Regions from separate parts of the Homo sapiens genome. Here region 1 is linked to region 2. A link is a loop called in an ENCODE intact Hi-C map of the cell type or tissue named here. Cell type or tissue: CD4-positive, alpha-beta T cell. All regions are shown on one strand.

Region 1 (8,000 bases), 1.6 Mb before region 2:
AATACAAAAAATTAGCCAGACTTGTTGGTGGGCACCTGTAGTCCCAGCTACTCAGGAGGCTGAGGCAGGAGAATGGCGTAAACCCGGGAGGCAGAGCTTGCAGTGAGCTTAGATAGCACCACTGCACTCCAACCTGGGGGACAGAGCATGACTCCATCTCAAAAAAAAAAAAAAAAAAAAGGAAGGAAACAAGAGATGCTGGAGAGGATGTGGAGAAATAGGAACACTTTTACACTATTGGTGGGAGTGTAAATTAGTTCAACCATTGTGGAAGACAGTGTGGCAATTCCTCAAGGATCTAGGACTAGAATTACCATTTGACCCAGCAACGCCATTACTGGGTATGTTCCCAAAGGATTATAAATCATGCTACTATAAAGACACATGCACAAGCATGTTTATTGCGGCACTATTCACAATAGCAAAGACTTGGAACCAACCCAAATGCCCATCAATGACGGACTGGATTAAGAAAATGTGGCAAATATACACGATGGAATACTATGCAGCCATAAAAAAGGATGAGTTCCTGTCCTTTGCAGGGACATGGATGAAGCTGGAAACCATTATTCTCAGCAAACTATCACAAGGACGGAAAACCCAACACCACATGTTCTTACTCATAGGTGGGAATTGAACAATGAGAACACTTGGACACAGGACAGGGAACATCACACACCTGTCAGGGGGTGGGGGGCTGGCAGGGAGGATAGCATTAGGAGAAATACCTAATGTAAATGATTGATGAGTTGATGGGTGCAGCAAACCAACATGGCACATGTATATCTATATAACAAATCTGCACGTTGTGCATATGTACCATAGAACTTAATGTATAATTTTAAAAAAAGAAGAAAGAAAGGATAATAAAGAGAGGATAATAAAGAGTGGATAGAAAAACACAAATAGAATGAATAAAATGTAGTATTTCATAGCACAATAGGGTGACTATGTTTAACAATAATTTATTGTGTATTTTAAAATAACTAAAAGTCGAATTGGAATGTTCCTAATAGAAAGAAATGATAAATGCTTGAGGTGATGAATACCCCAGTGAGCATGATTTGATCATACATGTTGTACACCTGTATCAAAATATCACATGTACCCGATAAATATGTATAACCATTATGTATTTATAATAATTAAAAATAACAAAAAAAAAAAAAGAAAAAGCTCCGGTAAAAGAAAAGTCACATCAAACAATTGATGGGCTGAAAGATTTGTCATAATGCTCCCTGTGGGTGGATTTTAGGCAGAAAACTCACATCACCTTGGTTCTGGGCCCAATTGGCAGCACCAAGGCAGAAAAATGGAGTCACATCATTTAAATGCTGGCTCCAGCCGTATGTCACAATCCCATCTGTTGGCTGGTCCCAGGCAGAAGACTCAAATAGATGATGGGCAGAGGCATAGGTCACAATCACACTTGCAAAAAAGGTTCACAGGTGAGATTAACACTCCTGGACACATCCTGGTTTTCAATATGAGAGTAAATACCACCCGTATGTTGATTCTAAGTACATGAGTCAAAATCTCAATGGTGGTGTGCAGTTGCGCATTGGAGCCTAGGTTTTTTGTGCAGAGTGTGTTATTTTAGTGGAGACACAGGCTCACAGGTGTGTTGAATGTTGATCTGACAGGCATTAACACACCTGTGGATGACATCTACATATGAGAGTCAATTTTCTAACTTCGTACTCTGTCTGGATTTGAGATTCCAAACCTCAACAGGGGGCTGGGTTCATGTGTGAGGTTTTTGCCTGGGCTCTGTGTTTAATCTTTCCTGTTGGGTGGATGTGCATAAAAGTGGCACAATGTCACCTGTATGCTGGGTCCTGTTAGGACACTCTCTGTATCATCTGAGAACTTTATATGATAAGCATGAGAGATGCAAATTCTCTCTGAGACCTTTTTACTCGTATGGACTCATGTTTGAACCTGTGGCACTAAGCAAAGTTATAAGAGTCAACACCTTTCCCATTGGCTGGGTCAAGATAGGAGAGTCTTCACCTGCCTATGATCTGGGTTTAGAAATGAGTAACAATCCCAACTTTAGCTGGATAGTCAAATATGACAGTCACTATTCCAACTGTGGACTACACCCACGTGTGAGATTAAGGACAGCACCAGTGGATTCTTTCCATGTTTAAGAGTGACAATTATAACACTTGGTTAAGTATGCATATGAGAAACACAATCTCATATTTTTGATTGGCCCTGTGATGACACTGTCTGTAGTGGAGAGACACATCAGCTAGGTGCTTGTTCTGGCAATACGTCACAATAGCTCCTGAGGGAAGGGCCCAGGCAGCAAAGTCACATCACCTAGGTGAAAAGCCCAGAAATACATTGAAATGCCCCCCTGTGGGTTAGGCTCAGGAAAAAAAGGAGATTTACATAAACTAGAGGCTGGGCCACCTAAATGTTCCAATTACCCTAGCCAGCAGGATAAGAGGAAAGTCATATCATATAAACACTGGCCCAAGCAATGTGTTACAATCTTCACTGTGGATAAGTCCCAGGAAGAACAGGAGATCCACATTATTTGGTGATGGCCCTAAGATATGTCACAGTGACCCCTCGGGCAGGGACCAGATTGAATAATCACATCACCTGTGTCCTGGGCTCTGTGACAAGTCACTCTTTCTTTTGTGGACATAATTAAGAAAAAAGAGAACAGTGACATCACCGAGGTGCTGGGTTCAGAGACATGTCACAATTTCTCCTATGAGAAAAACCAAAGTAAGAGAGAAGACTCACATCAAATTGTTAATTAGCCCAGAGATATGTCACAATGCGTCCTTTTGGAAAGGAGCAAGCAGGAGGCTGACATAATCTTAATGCTGGCATCAGAAATATGTCACAATGCTTTCTGAGGGCAGGGCCAAGTTAAAAGTATAACATCATCTTGATGTTGGACTCAGCAATGTGTCACAATCTCTTTTGTGGTCAGAATCTAAAAGAGAGAGAGTGAAAGAGAGAGAGAGAGAGAGAGAAGAGCCACATCAGCTAGGCTGGGCTGAGCCCAGTGATATGTCATAATCACTGATGCTGGGCCCAATGATATGCCATAATTTTTCCTGTGAGCAGAAATAAGGCAAAAGAAGAGAGTCAGATCACATGGTTGATGGGTGCAGAGATGTGACCAAAAGTCTTATGTAAACAGGGCCCAGGCAAAAGAGTTACATTACCTGGGTGCTGGCCATTATGTCACAAATGGCTCATGTGTGTAGGGTGCGGGCAGGAGTCATATAACCTGGATGTGAGGCCAAGTGATATGTCACAATGCCCCCTGTGGAATGTGGAGAGGTGACTCACATCACCTGAATTCACAGCCCAGCAATATGTCAAACTACCCACTGTGTGCAGCTCCAAGAAAATAGAGTCACATCATCTAGGTGCTCAGTCCAGCAATATGTCAAAATTTTTTTCTGGGGACTAGGCTGAGGTAGGAGGATCCAATCACTCAGGTGCTGGGAAAAGGTGTATGTTACAATCACACCTGCAGGATGATTTAGAGATGAGATTGACAATCTCACGTGTGTCTTTGTTCCAGGTACGAGAGTCAACACTTTGTATGTTGGGTCAAAGTACATGAGTCCCAATCTCAATCATGTACTTAATCCATGCATGAAAGCCTCAATCCTTCCTGCTTACTGTGTCTTTTTAGTAAAGTCACAGTCTTAAAGGTGTGCTGAATATTGGCCTGAGAGTCACCAATACCTGTGACTGGATTCACATATGGGGGACAATTTTTTAACTTTTGACTGCCTCTGGGTTTTAGATTCAGAACCTCTACAGTGAGCGGTGTTCATGTACGAGAATGGCTATTAATACTGTAGGCTGCTTGTGCATACAAGTGTCACAATTTCCCTTGTGTGTTGGGCCCTTATAGGATACTCTCTATACCATGTGAGGGCTTCATAAAATATGCATGAGAATCTCTATTTTCTCTGAGATTTTCTTGCTGGTAGAAACCCATAATTGTATTTGTGGGTGGCAAGCCACCCAGGCACTGAGGCAAGAGACAGAGGACACGAGCTGTTCCAGTGTAATAAAATATAAAACAAGAATTGTTATACCAGATATAGATCTTAGATATGATTATATATGAGTATCATTAATCATTAGTTGGTAGCAATTACTTTTTATTCCAATATTATGATAATCCTCACTCAATAATCATAGCCTAGGAAAAACCAGGCTATACAGAGATAGGAGCTGAGGGGACATAGTGAGGTGTGACCAGAAGACAAGTGTGCGAGCCTTCTGTTATGCCCGGACAGGGCCACCAGAGGGCTCCTTGGTCTAGCGGTGACGCCAGCTTCTGGGAAGATGCCCGTTACCAAGCTGATCATGGTCCAGCGGTAGCAAAAGGTGTCAAGAAACAACACCCGCTACTTAGCAGACCGGGAAAGTGGTGGGGGGTGGGGGGGGGGGTCTCCCTTTCCCCAGGGGAGTTTAGAGAAGACTCTGCTCCTCCACCTCTTGTGGAGGGCCTGACATCAGTCCGGCTCACCCGCGGTTATCCAGAGGCCTGTCTCCCTGTGATGCTGTGCTTCAGTGGTCACACTCCTAGTCCACCTTCATGTTCCATCCTGTACACCTGGCTCTGCCTTCCAGATAGCAGTAGTCAATTAGTGAAAGTACTAATAGTCCCTGATATGCAGAAATAATGGCATAAGCTGTCTTTCTCTTTGTCTCCTCTCCCTCTCTGCCTCAGCTGCCAGGCAGGGAAGGGCCCCCTGTCCAGTGGACATGTGACCCACGTGACCTTACCTATCACTGGAGGTGACTCACATTCTTTACCCTGCCCCTTCTGCCTTGTATCCAATAAATAACAGCGCAGCCTGACATTCGGGGCCACTACTGGTCTCCGCGCATTGGTGGTAGTGGTCCCCCGGGCCCAGCTGCTTTTTCTCTTGTTTCTTTGTCTTGTGTCTTTATTTCTACACTCTCTCATCACCGCACACAGGGAGAGACCCACTGACCCTGTGGGGCTGGTCCCTACATCTGGCTCTCCGACGTGGGGCTCTCCCTCGCTGTGTGAAGTTGCACCCTGAGTGCAGGATCAGCGGAGGAGTTCAACGAGAGATTCCTGAAGATTGCAGTCAATAAACTTGGTGGTAAGCTTGAACACTCAGAGTTTTCCGGGGACCCCATGGGACAGGCCAGTACAAAGTATTCGGCTTATTTAAATTTTATAAAAACTCTTCTTAAAGAAGGAGGTGTTAAAGTTTCTACTGAAAAGTTAATTGAACTATTTGAGGTTGTAGATCTTCTTTGCCCTTGGTTTCCGACTGAGGGAACTTTAGAACTTAAAGATTGGGATGAGATTGGCAAACAATTCAAAATTGCTCATAAAGGGGGACATTTTATCCCACCCACCATTTGGTCAATCTGGGCTTCGGTTCGCTCTGTCTTAGACTCCTTACAGACTCAGGAGGACAATATGGAGACTGATCCCTCTTTCCTCTCCTCTGAGGAGGTCGAGGAAGCTCTCAGCTCTCTTTCCCCTGAGGATACCGCACAAGTTGAGAACGTAATTTCAAAGGAGGACTTCCACTCTGACATGCCTGCGACACCACCACCTACGCCAGAGGCTACTGCACCCCCATTGCCGCTTTATGATGATCTTTTAACTGACCTAAATGTACTTATCTCCCCCAATCAGCAAAACTCAGCTGAAACATATCAACAGCCATTGCGGCCAGACCCTCCTGTCTCTCCTCACTCTTTCAACACTGCCGCCGTGCAAATAGCAGATGAGACCAGGCAGCCTGTAAACGAGTCTACAAATTACGTTTCTATGCAGCCCGGTACAGAGGCTCTGCTATATGAACAGCTTGGAAAAGAGGCTTCCAATTCTCGGCCCGGTAATGAGGCCCTCAATCCTATTTCTCCTAATCTGACTCACTTAGAGTCACAGGCTCCCTTGAAGGCTGGTTCATTCCCTGCAAATCGGACTCAGTTAGAGTCACAGGCTCCCTTGAAGCCTGGTTCTTTTCCTCCTAATCGGACTCAGTTACAGTCACAGGCTCCCTTGAAGCCTGGTCCACTTCCTACAAATCGCACTCACTTAGAGTCACAGGCTCCCTTGAAGCCTGGTTCCTTTCCTACAAATCAGACTCGGGTAGAGTCACAGGCTCCCTTGAAGCCTGGTTCACACTTGCCGTGGCAGCCTGGTTTTCAGGCCCATGAAAGACCTGCTCAGCAGGTAGTCTGCTCTCACCCTGGCTTTCAGTTTTTCGACTCTCCTTCTATTCAAAATTCTACCTCTTTTTCTGCTCCTGGTCCAGTCGCAACTGCTGTTGCCAATACTACCATTGCCGCTCATAAGCAACAAATTACATACATCCCTGAAGATGACACTCCGCTTATGAGGGCTATAGTTCAGGCAAGGGAATATGGGGATCCTGAAGCTTGGCAATTTCCTGTAATTTTACAACCCCCAGTACCTGCCACCCCAGCAGTACAAAACCACCCACAGCCTGTTGTTGATCCTGCCCAGCAGGCGGCTGACCCCGCAGCTCAACAAGATCAAGAGGCTGATAATCAAGCCCCTCAGCCTGAGAATCAGGCTGCTCGGGTAAATAATCAGGCTCTGCAATTGCCGGCTCCTGGGGCACAGCCAATACCGGGCATTCCCGCTGTTCAGGTGGTAATTCAGCCTGACCCCATCCATCCAGGCCAGGTTCAGCTACGTCCTGCTACGTGGCAAAGTTTTTCTTTTAAATTCCTCAAAGATTTTAAGGAATCAGTGAAACAATATGGCACCAACTCTCCTTTTGTCCATTCCACATTAAAAGCCCTAGCAGAGGATAAACGTTTGGTACCCTATGATTGGGAAATTTTGGCAAAATCAGTCTTATCTAAATCCCAATATTTACAATTCAGGACTTGGTGGGTTGATGCTGTCCAGGAACGCATTCGTCTTAATCAGGGCTCTAATCCCCCTGTTAACGTTACGGCTGACCAGTTACTGGGAATGAGTCAATGGGCTGCAATCCGACACCAAACTATACTAAATGATGAGGTTATCGAACAACTGCGAAAATGTTACTTAGATGCTTGGGACAAAATTCAAGATGATGGTAAAGTATGCCCATCTTTCACAGCCGTCAGACAGGGACAACATGAGCCCTACCCAGACTTTATTGCTTGTCTTCAAGACGCAGCAGAAAAGGCTATTCCTGATAGCCATGGCCAAAGACTTGCTGTAGAACTTATGGCCTATGAACAAGCAAATCCAGATTGTCAGGCGGCTATTCGCCCCGTCAAAGGTAAAATTCCACCGGGTGGTGATATACTCACCTCCTACATTAAAGCCTGTGAAGGGGTGGGAGGAACTCTCCATACAGCAATGATTATGGCACAAGCTATGGCCTCTATTCAAATGCCTGGACAATCCTCTGGCCAATGCTTCATATGCGGCCAGAAGGGACATGCAAAAAGAAATTGCCCTCGGCATGCAGGTCGCTGTCCTTTACATCACCACCAACAACAACAAAAAACTTTTCAGCAACAAGATGCCCCACCTTCTACTGTATGCTCACGATGCCGAAAGGGTCTTCACTGGGCATCTCAATGCCATTCCAGATTTGATATTGATGGCAATCCTTTACGGCCTTTTAAAAATCGGGGAAACAGGATGAGGGGCTGGCCCCAGGCCCCTCTAAACAGTGGGGCATTCCTCAACTCTCAGCCCCTGGCGTCCAGCCAAACGGGAGCCTTCCCAGTTCAATCCATTCAACCTCCACCCCAATTCCCACTTCAGCAATTTGTGCCACAGGATCTAATGCCTCAGCCCCAACACCAATCTCAGTACAATGCTTGTCCCCCACCACCACAGGCTCAGCAGCAGTAGATCTCTGTTGTACCAGAGATATTTCTTTGTTGCCTGGAGAGCCACCTATTGCTGTTCCTACAGGTGTTTTTGGTCCCTTGCCGACTGGCAGTGTCGGTTTGCTAGTGGGACGTTCAAGTTTAAATTTAAA
Region 2 (8,000 bases):
TGATGGAGTCTCACTCTGTTGCCCAGGCTGGGGTGCAATGGCACGATCTTGGCTCACGGCAAGCTCCGTCTTCTGGGTTCAAGTGATTCTTTGGCCTCAGCCTCCCAAGTAGCTGTGATTATAGGTGCCCAACAACCCCCCTGGCTAATTTTTGTATTTTTAGTAAAGACGAGGTTTCACCATGTTGGTCAGGCTAATCTCGAATTTCTGACCTCAGGTGATCCACTGCCTTAGCCTCCCAAAGTTCTGAGATTACAGGCATGAGCCAATGTGCCCAGCCTGTGCAGTCTCTTATATGCCATGAAGAGGACTTTGGCTCTCACTGTGAACTTGAAGGAAGCTCACCAAAAGAAAAGTGGAATCCTTAGAGAATTTAAAATCATAAGACAGAAGATGCCCCTTTGTAGGAGCAAAATTAAATAAATAAATAAACAAATAACACAGCTGCCCAGGAACTATTTCCTTTGGAACACAGCTTCCTGAATCACATTTTAAAAACTTGCTTTCTCATTGACCTTGGGACCTCTTATCTCTGTCGTCTCTTGTATTCATTTTCACTCACACCTACTTGGGGGTTTGGCAATCATCTCATGTCTCTTCATAGTCAAGGGTTTTTTTCCTTGCTCCAGACAGGTGATCAGGTCTGGCTTAGGACAACAATACCTGTTTTATTAAAAATAAATAACATGAGTCTTGCTCATATTCTCCAATTATAAGCACATTACTAAATGTGCTCAGCAGAGCAGATATAATAAAATATTCTAGTAAATTAATACCAAAATACTAATTCATAACAGAAATTTATAAATATTTAGAAAATACTTTCAGCCAGGTGCAGTGGCTCACACCTGTAATCCTAGCACGTTGGGAGGCTGAGGTGGTGGATAACCTGAGGTCAGGAGTTCAAGACCAGCCTTACCATCATAGAGAAACCCCATCTCTACTAAAAATACAAAAAATTAGCCGGGCATGGTGGCACAGGCCTCTAATCCCAGCTACTCAGGAGGCTGAGGCAAGAGAATTGCTTGAACCCAGGAAGTGGATGTTGTGGTGAGCGGAGATCATACCATTGCACTCCAGCCTGGGCAACAAGAGTGAAACTCTTCAAAAAAAAAAAAAAAAAAAAGGAAAAAAAAAGAAGGAAAGAAGAAAGAAAGAAAGAGAGAAAGAGAGAGAGAAAGAAAGAAGAAAGAAAGAGAAAGAAAGAAACAAAGAAACAAAGAAGGAAAGAAAGAAAGAAAGAAAGAAAGAAAGAAAGAAAGAAAGAAAGAAAGAAAGAAAGAAAGAAAGAAAAAGAGAAAGAAAGAAAAAAAAAGGAAGGAAGAATACTTTCAATATGCCGGTTTCTTAATTTTACTATCTGGTACTACTGAATCAAAAATTGGTGGTGGCAATTAGATTTTCAGGTGGGGCAACAATATTTTATGCCACTAAGTTTCTGGAATTACCACTAATTTAGAGTGAAGAATACAGCTCAACTCAGGAATGTGGAAAGTCTGGATTAAGATGAAACATCTTGAAGAAATTCTTTTCTAAATGAACAAATTCTGAAGATTTTCTGGAAAAAGTGGATCTGAAACTCTTTTATGAAAAGAATAAATTACTAAAAAAATTCTGCAAAAAAAGAGAAATAAAATCTTTAGGGTATATTATGAATTATGTATTCAGGTTATCCTCACCAAGGAAGACCAGGTTTCTGTGGTTCTCTAAAATCACATCCCTATATAAATTCCACTGTGCAGTGTCCAGGCAATGCCACTCCTCCAGAGAGAATTCTGTGGCCACATCCCTAAATTGCAGTGGTCCCTGAAACACACACACACACACCTTTACTTAAATGGCCATGAGCAGAATTTTCAATTTGACTTAAGGTGAAATGCGAGCATAAAGAGAACTGGTTCTGACTTATAGGATGACTAAAATTATCCAATAAAATAGTTTTCAACACAGAAATATTCTCTAATATATTCTCTAACTCTGAGAAAAAAGAGCAGCATAAGATCCGCCACATCGGTTCATATATATTTTTCTAGATAATAAAGTATAAAATTGAGGGCATGAACAAGAACACATACAGTTTTGAGTGCTATATTTACATCATACAGAATGAGTTGTGAATATTTTTCTGTGGGGAAAAGAAAGAGAGATCAGATTGTTAATGTGTCCATATAGAAAGTAGACATAAGAGACTCCATTTTAATCTGCAACCCTATCCCCAGCCCTGTGCTCCCTGAGACATGTGCTGTGTCAACTCAGGGTTAAATGGATTAAGGGCTGTGCAAGATGTGCTTTGTTAAACAAATGCTTGAAGGCAGCATGCTCCTTAAGAGTCATCACCACTCCCTAATCTCAAGTACCCAGGGACACAAACACTTCTCAGAATCACTTTGCAGGGGTTGTCTGGGCTCAGTCTCACCTCCCAGGTTTCAGAGGCTGCAGGTTTTATTCAGCTATGGTGGATCCAGGCTGGGATTCCTTCTACCTTTACAGCTGTGGGGGGGTGGTCAAGATGATGGTCTGGGCTCCTTTCCACCGTGGTCGCAAGGGGGATGTGTTCCAATCTTTGATCCACACTCAATCACCTGGGGAGAAAGGGTGAATTGGGGAGAATAAGCTGATGGGGCACCTCTCATTTACACAGGCTGAAATTGTTTGAGTAAATTTCCTAAGGCCTGTAGCTGTAGCTGTCACTGTAACTCAATTTCACCTAACTCTTGTGGAGTGCCTGGGAGTCCCTGTAATATAGGAAGGGGCCTATGATATAATATTTCATAGGGAGAATATCCTGTTCTCTTTGAAGGGTTGCATCAATCTTGAACAGTACCAGGGTTAAAAGTACCGCTTTAATCCTGTTTTCTGACATACTTTCCCTAAACTGTTTTTGATTGTCTGATTCATCCACTCCACCTTTCCGAACTCTGCGGTTGGTAGGCTGCATGCAGTGTCCATGTGATCTCCTATACCTTTGATGTTTACTGTACCAAGTCAGCCACACATGCTGGCCTGTTGTCCAAGCTGATCCATAAGGGCAGTCCAAACCTGGGAATAAGATCTTGAAGAAGCACACGGGTTGCCTCATGAGCTTTCTCAGTTCATGTTGGATAAGCCTCTACCCACCCAGAGTAGGTACCAGGTACAGAGTAGAACTAGTAAATACTTATTACCTCCACGCTTTGGCATTTCTGTGAAGTTCACTTGGAGATCTTCAAAGGGGGCTGCTCCATATGTCTGTATACCTGGCAGAACGGCTGGACCCTGTCTTGCATTGTGCTGTCGGCAGATAACACATCGCTGCGCTACTGTTTTGGCAAGAGCTGATAAATGGGAGATGTAAAAATACCGGCCTAACAACTTTTCAAGTGATTCCTGACCTAGATGGGTAGTTAAATGCACAGCCAGTACAACCTCTGCTCCAAGTAGCTGTGGCACAGCTATTCTCCCATCCGATACCTGGATCCATCCTTCCTTTATTACCTGTCCCCCTTCCACTTGGAAAAAGTTTTTTTCTCCCTTAGAATAGGTAGGTAAAAGTTCAGGTTCTTGAGGGAGAAAGGGGGCTGTGATTGATGCCCGGTAAGGGGTGGATGCTGCCTTTTGAGCCTCCGAGTCCACTCAGGAGTTCCCTAAAGCAACTGTAGTAGGAGTTCACTGGTGTCCTCTGCAGTGCGTGACTGCCATCTTCTGGGGCTTCCACACTGCCTCTAATAATTGCAAGATTTCTTGCTGATACTTTATATCTTTTCCCCCAGAGTTTAACAGGCCTGTTTCTTTATATAATGCTTTATGCACTTGGAGGGTTAAAAAGGCATATCGAGAGTCAGTGTAAATGTTCACAGTCTCACTTAGCTCTAGGGCCCAAGTTAAAGCAATGAGTTCGGCCTCCTGGGCTGAAGAACCCTGGAGGCAATTATTTGGCTTCAATAAAAGCATCCAGAGGTGCATATCCTGCACACCTCTCTCCTTGTGGGTTGATGAAGCTGCTCCCATCCACATATAACTCCAAGTCTACTGATGTCCAAGGCTGGTCCCATAGGTCAGGTTTGCTAACCTGAGCAAACTGAGTGCAACACCTCTATATAGTTATGCTCAACAGGGCTCTCTGATACCGGGAGCAGGGTGGTGGGGTTCAGGCTGTTACAAACTTCAATGGTTATGCAGAGACTTTTACAGAGCAAGCTTTGGTACTTGGTTAGTCTAGCGTTCGTTAGCCAATGATATCCTTTGGTATTCATTAAAGTCACCACAGCATGAGGTGTTTTATGTTTAGGTTTTGCCCAAGAGTTAATTTATCTGTTTCTTGTGCTAGCAGGGCAGTTGCTGCTAAGGCTCTCAAACACGGGGGCCAAACTTTAGAAACCCTGTCCAGTTGTTTAGATAGGTAGGCCACCAGCCTTAGCCAGGGCCCCACAGCCTGGATCAAAACCCCAATTGCCATTTTTTCTCTCTCTGACACATATAGTGTAAATGGCTTTGACAGGTCAGGCAGACCCAGGGCTGGGGCTGACATGAGTTACTCTTTTAATTCATGGAAGGCTTGCTGCTGTTGAGACCCCCATTCAAAAGTTTCCTGGATGCCCCCCTTTGTGACTTGGTACAGAGGTTTGGCCAGTACTGCAAAGTTTGGGATCCATAACCTGCAGATCCCCACAGCTCCTAAGAACTCTCTCACCTGCCTCCTGGTCTTAGGTTCTGGTAGGTTGCAAATGACCTGCTTTCTTTACAGTAAGCACACCGGTTACGCTGCAGACGTGGTCAGTCAGACTGTGTGTTTTCCCCGGGGTCCCCCATTCCTCAGCCCTTTGGGGGAACCCCTTTAATAGCTGTGGCTGGCAGGTCAGCATTTCACCGGGCTTGGCGCTCACTTTCTTTACGGCTTTCTCTACGACCCGTCGCATCTCTATTCACAAACGCCTGATTGGCTATTTCTAATAACTGAAGTGTTCATACCTGCAAACCCAGTCTGTTTCTGAAGCTTTCTTCTAATATCTTCGGCGCTTTGACTAACTAAAGCCACATTAATCATGCACTGATTTTCAGGGCTATCTGAATCAAAGGGAGTATACATACGATATGCCTCACATAGTCTCTCATAAAATTGTGCTGGACTCTCTTCTTTTCCTTGAATGACCTCGGAGACTTTGTTAACATTTGTGGCCTTCTGGGCTCCCTTTTTTAACCCTTCTAGGAGGGCCTCCCTATATCATTTTAGTCTTTTCATGTCTGGCCCTTCATTTGGGTCCCACTGGGAGTCTGTTCCTGGTAATTGGAACCTTACATACTCTTGGACATTTTGGTAATTGGCCAGAGCATGTTCCTCCAGCCACTTAGTTGCTGCCTGGAGCACCCTTCACCTTCCATCTGTGTTAAAGAGGTACATGAGCAGTTGGTGGCAATCAGCCCAAGTAGGGTTATGAGTCTGGATAATAGTTTGGAGCAAATCAAAGCTTGAGGCTTTTCAGTATAAGATGGGGTATTGTTCTTCCAATTGAGGAGATCAGCAGAGGTGAAAGGTTGATACACAAAGGCATGACTTTTTACCACATGCCTGTCCTCATCTACTCCAGTATATCACTGCTCCCTCAGGGGCATCTGTGTTCCAGTCTTAGGTCCTAAATGAGCCACCAAGGGAGGGGTTTCTCCCATGGCTTCACATCCTCTCTTGTTTACTCTGGGTGGTCTAGGGGTGTGTGTGTCCTGTGGAGGCACAGGTGCTGTGGGCTCAGAAGTGGGGGTCTCTCATCTCGATAAGGGGGAGGCATCACTGGTGCCATTTCCTGCCATGAGTCTTCTGATATGGGGTCAGACAGAACTTTAGGAACCGACTTCCCTCGATGGGTGGAGTGGGATTCTTCTTGGCTACCTGTCCTTTGCCACTAACACTGCTGCTGCCTGTCCTCTCAACCACTGTGGGGGGGTCTAAAACTAGCTGTAACCAAGTGTCTATGTACGGGAACTGGTCTGGGTATCCTGGCTTACAAGATATCTTGTGCAATACCTTTGAAACAAGGGACCTGTCCAGGCTTCCTTCTGATGTCCAACCCACTTCTAATGCTGGCCAATCTATTTCACATAAAGATCTAAGTTTCTCTGGTGTCATGGTAACCCCATAGTCTCCTGTAAATCCCTTCTTGAAATTTTTCAGCATAGTTCCAAGTGGGGTAGGCTTACTTTGTGTCTGACCCATTTTTCTCTAGAGACAAGACAAAACTCACACTACAAGAAGGAAAGGGTAAAAGGTCACACACTTGCCTAATTCACACTGTATCAAAATCAAAACCAAAACCATGGTGCCAAGCAATTTAAGCCAAGACAAAATCAAAACCAAAACCAAAATGCCGATAAAGGCACGTCATGGGTGATCAGGCCATGCTTCCCCTCAAATGGAGTGAGCAAGTTTCTAAGACCGGTCTTACCATGTTCCAGATGTCCAGACTCAAGTTGCCAGTTCCTTCCCAGTGTTCAGCCACTGCATTGATCCTCCACAGGGGCCTCCCATGCACTGCACTGACAAGGCATTCCACCAGGGCAATTGCCTACCTGGGAGCACTCTCAGGATCCGTGTCTCTCAGGCTGGCTGGAGTCCCCTACGGGGATGCTCCACAGGACAGGCCTAAGTCACCTAAAAGACTGCCTTGACCAACCACTAATCACCTCACTTCCCAGTCAGGGAACCAAGAAATGTAGCAGGACGAGCCACAGACAAACTCCTCAGACACCAGGTTAAAGAAGGAAGAGGCTTTATTCGGCCAGGAGCATCAGGAGACTTGCGTCTCAAAAGCCGGCTCCCTGAGACAGAAATTTCTGTCCCTTTTAAGGGCTTACAACTCTAAAGGAGTCCACGTGAAAGGGTCATGATTGATTGAGCAAGCATGGGGTACATAACTGAGCGTGTATGCATCGGTAATCCGGACAGAACAGAAAATTTCACAATGCTTCCTCATACAATGCCTGAAATCTATGGATAATACAAGCAGTTAGGTCAGGAGCTGATTTTTAACTACCAGCCCTGGGGAGTGGCCAGGAGCTGTCTAACTATTGATCTCATTTCTGACTTTCTTTAGCTTTTGCTTCCTCTTTTCTTTTTCTGAGGCTTGAGACAAGCAGAAAGGTGGTCTCCTTCCTTACAGTGTCAGGGGATTAGTCTTTCCTTTCTTCTCACTGGAAATATTTACAAACAGAAAACAAATCTTTTCAATAGTGTTAGCCAATGCTTTTTTAAAATGATTAACTGAAGAACATGGGGTACCCTTGAGGCATATGTGAAAAATGCCATGGAAAATCAGTCCCCTATGTGGTATGAAAATAATTATGTGGCAGGCAAATAAACTGAGGAGGCTGTAGTCCTCAAATTCCTACTTCTAAAATAAAAAAATCTAAACTCAAGGACATTTTTTGGTTAATTACTACATTAGGGGTAGGGCCGGGTGTGGCGGCTCATGCCTGTAATCCTAGCATTTTGGGAGGCCGAGGCAGGTGAATCACGAGGTCAGAAGATCAAGACCATCCTGGCTAACATGGTGAAACCCCATCTCTACTAAAAATACACACAAAAAATTAGCCGGGCATGGTGGCATGCACCTGTAGTTCCAGCTACTTGGGAGGCTGAGGCAGGAGAATCACTTGAACCTGGGAGGCGGAGGTTGCAGTGAGCCGAGATCATGCCATTGCACTCCAGCCTGGGCTATACAGTGAGACTCCGTCTCAAAAAAAAAAAAAGTTTTACATTAGGGGAAACAAAATTCAGGCTTAAGCAACTATAAACTGTCAATTAAGCTCTGATTACATAACCAGGAAATTTCCACCTTAATTGAACAAATTAAGAACCTACATAACCATACCTGAGCAATTATTGAATATAGTTTTCTTCATCATGCACCCTATAAATGTCTTTCCTTCAAGCTCCTCCCATGGACCACAAACTACAAACTATAGCTGGGTGCTCGACAATTCTTGAATCACTGTTTGATTAAATTATTTCCATTTTGGCAGAGACACTCATA

What was found. A loop is a pair of places that touch in the nucleus more often than their neighbours do. Peaks named below come from ENCODE experiments on the same cell type or tissue, not always from the same donor. Only the 100,000 strongest peaks of a DNase experiment are listed, where the experiment ranks them.
Region 1: it touches region 2 in a loop (26-fold over the local background); 3 of 110 quality-filtered maps call a loop at or near these places.

What each region holds. Positions count from the first base shown.
Region 1 is chr19:21,886,537-21,894,536 of GRCh38, reverse strand. No RefSeq gene overlaps it. Among named protein-coding and RNA genes, the nearest start is that of ZNF43, 54 kb to the right of the region's middle. In CD4-positive, alpha-beta T cell, CTCF peaks have their summits at 4,084 and 4,310 (motif pointing right); no DNase peak of the experiment used is centred here.
Region 2 is chr19:20,242,864-20,250,863 of GRCh38, reverse strand. All of the region lies in intron 1 of LOC105372310 (a long non-coding RNA gene), which reads left to right. LOC102724427 (a long non-coding RNA gene) reads right to left here and starts at 3,301. Exons shown (of 3, transcript XR_936403.3): 1 at 3,165-3,301; 2 at 2,417-2,582. RefSeq lists an enhancer at 1,997-2,802. In CD4-positive, alpha-beta T cell, CTCF peaks have their summits at 3,486 and 3,689 (motif pointing left); a DNase peak (open chromatin) is centred at 3,673; H3K4me3 peaks cover 352 bases.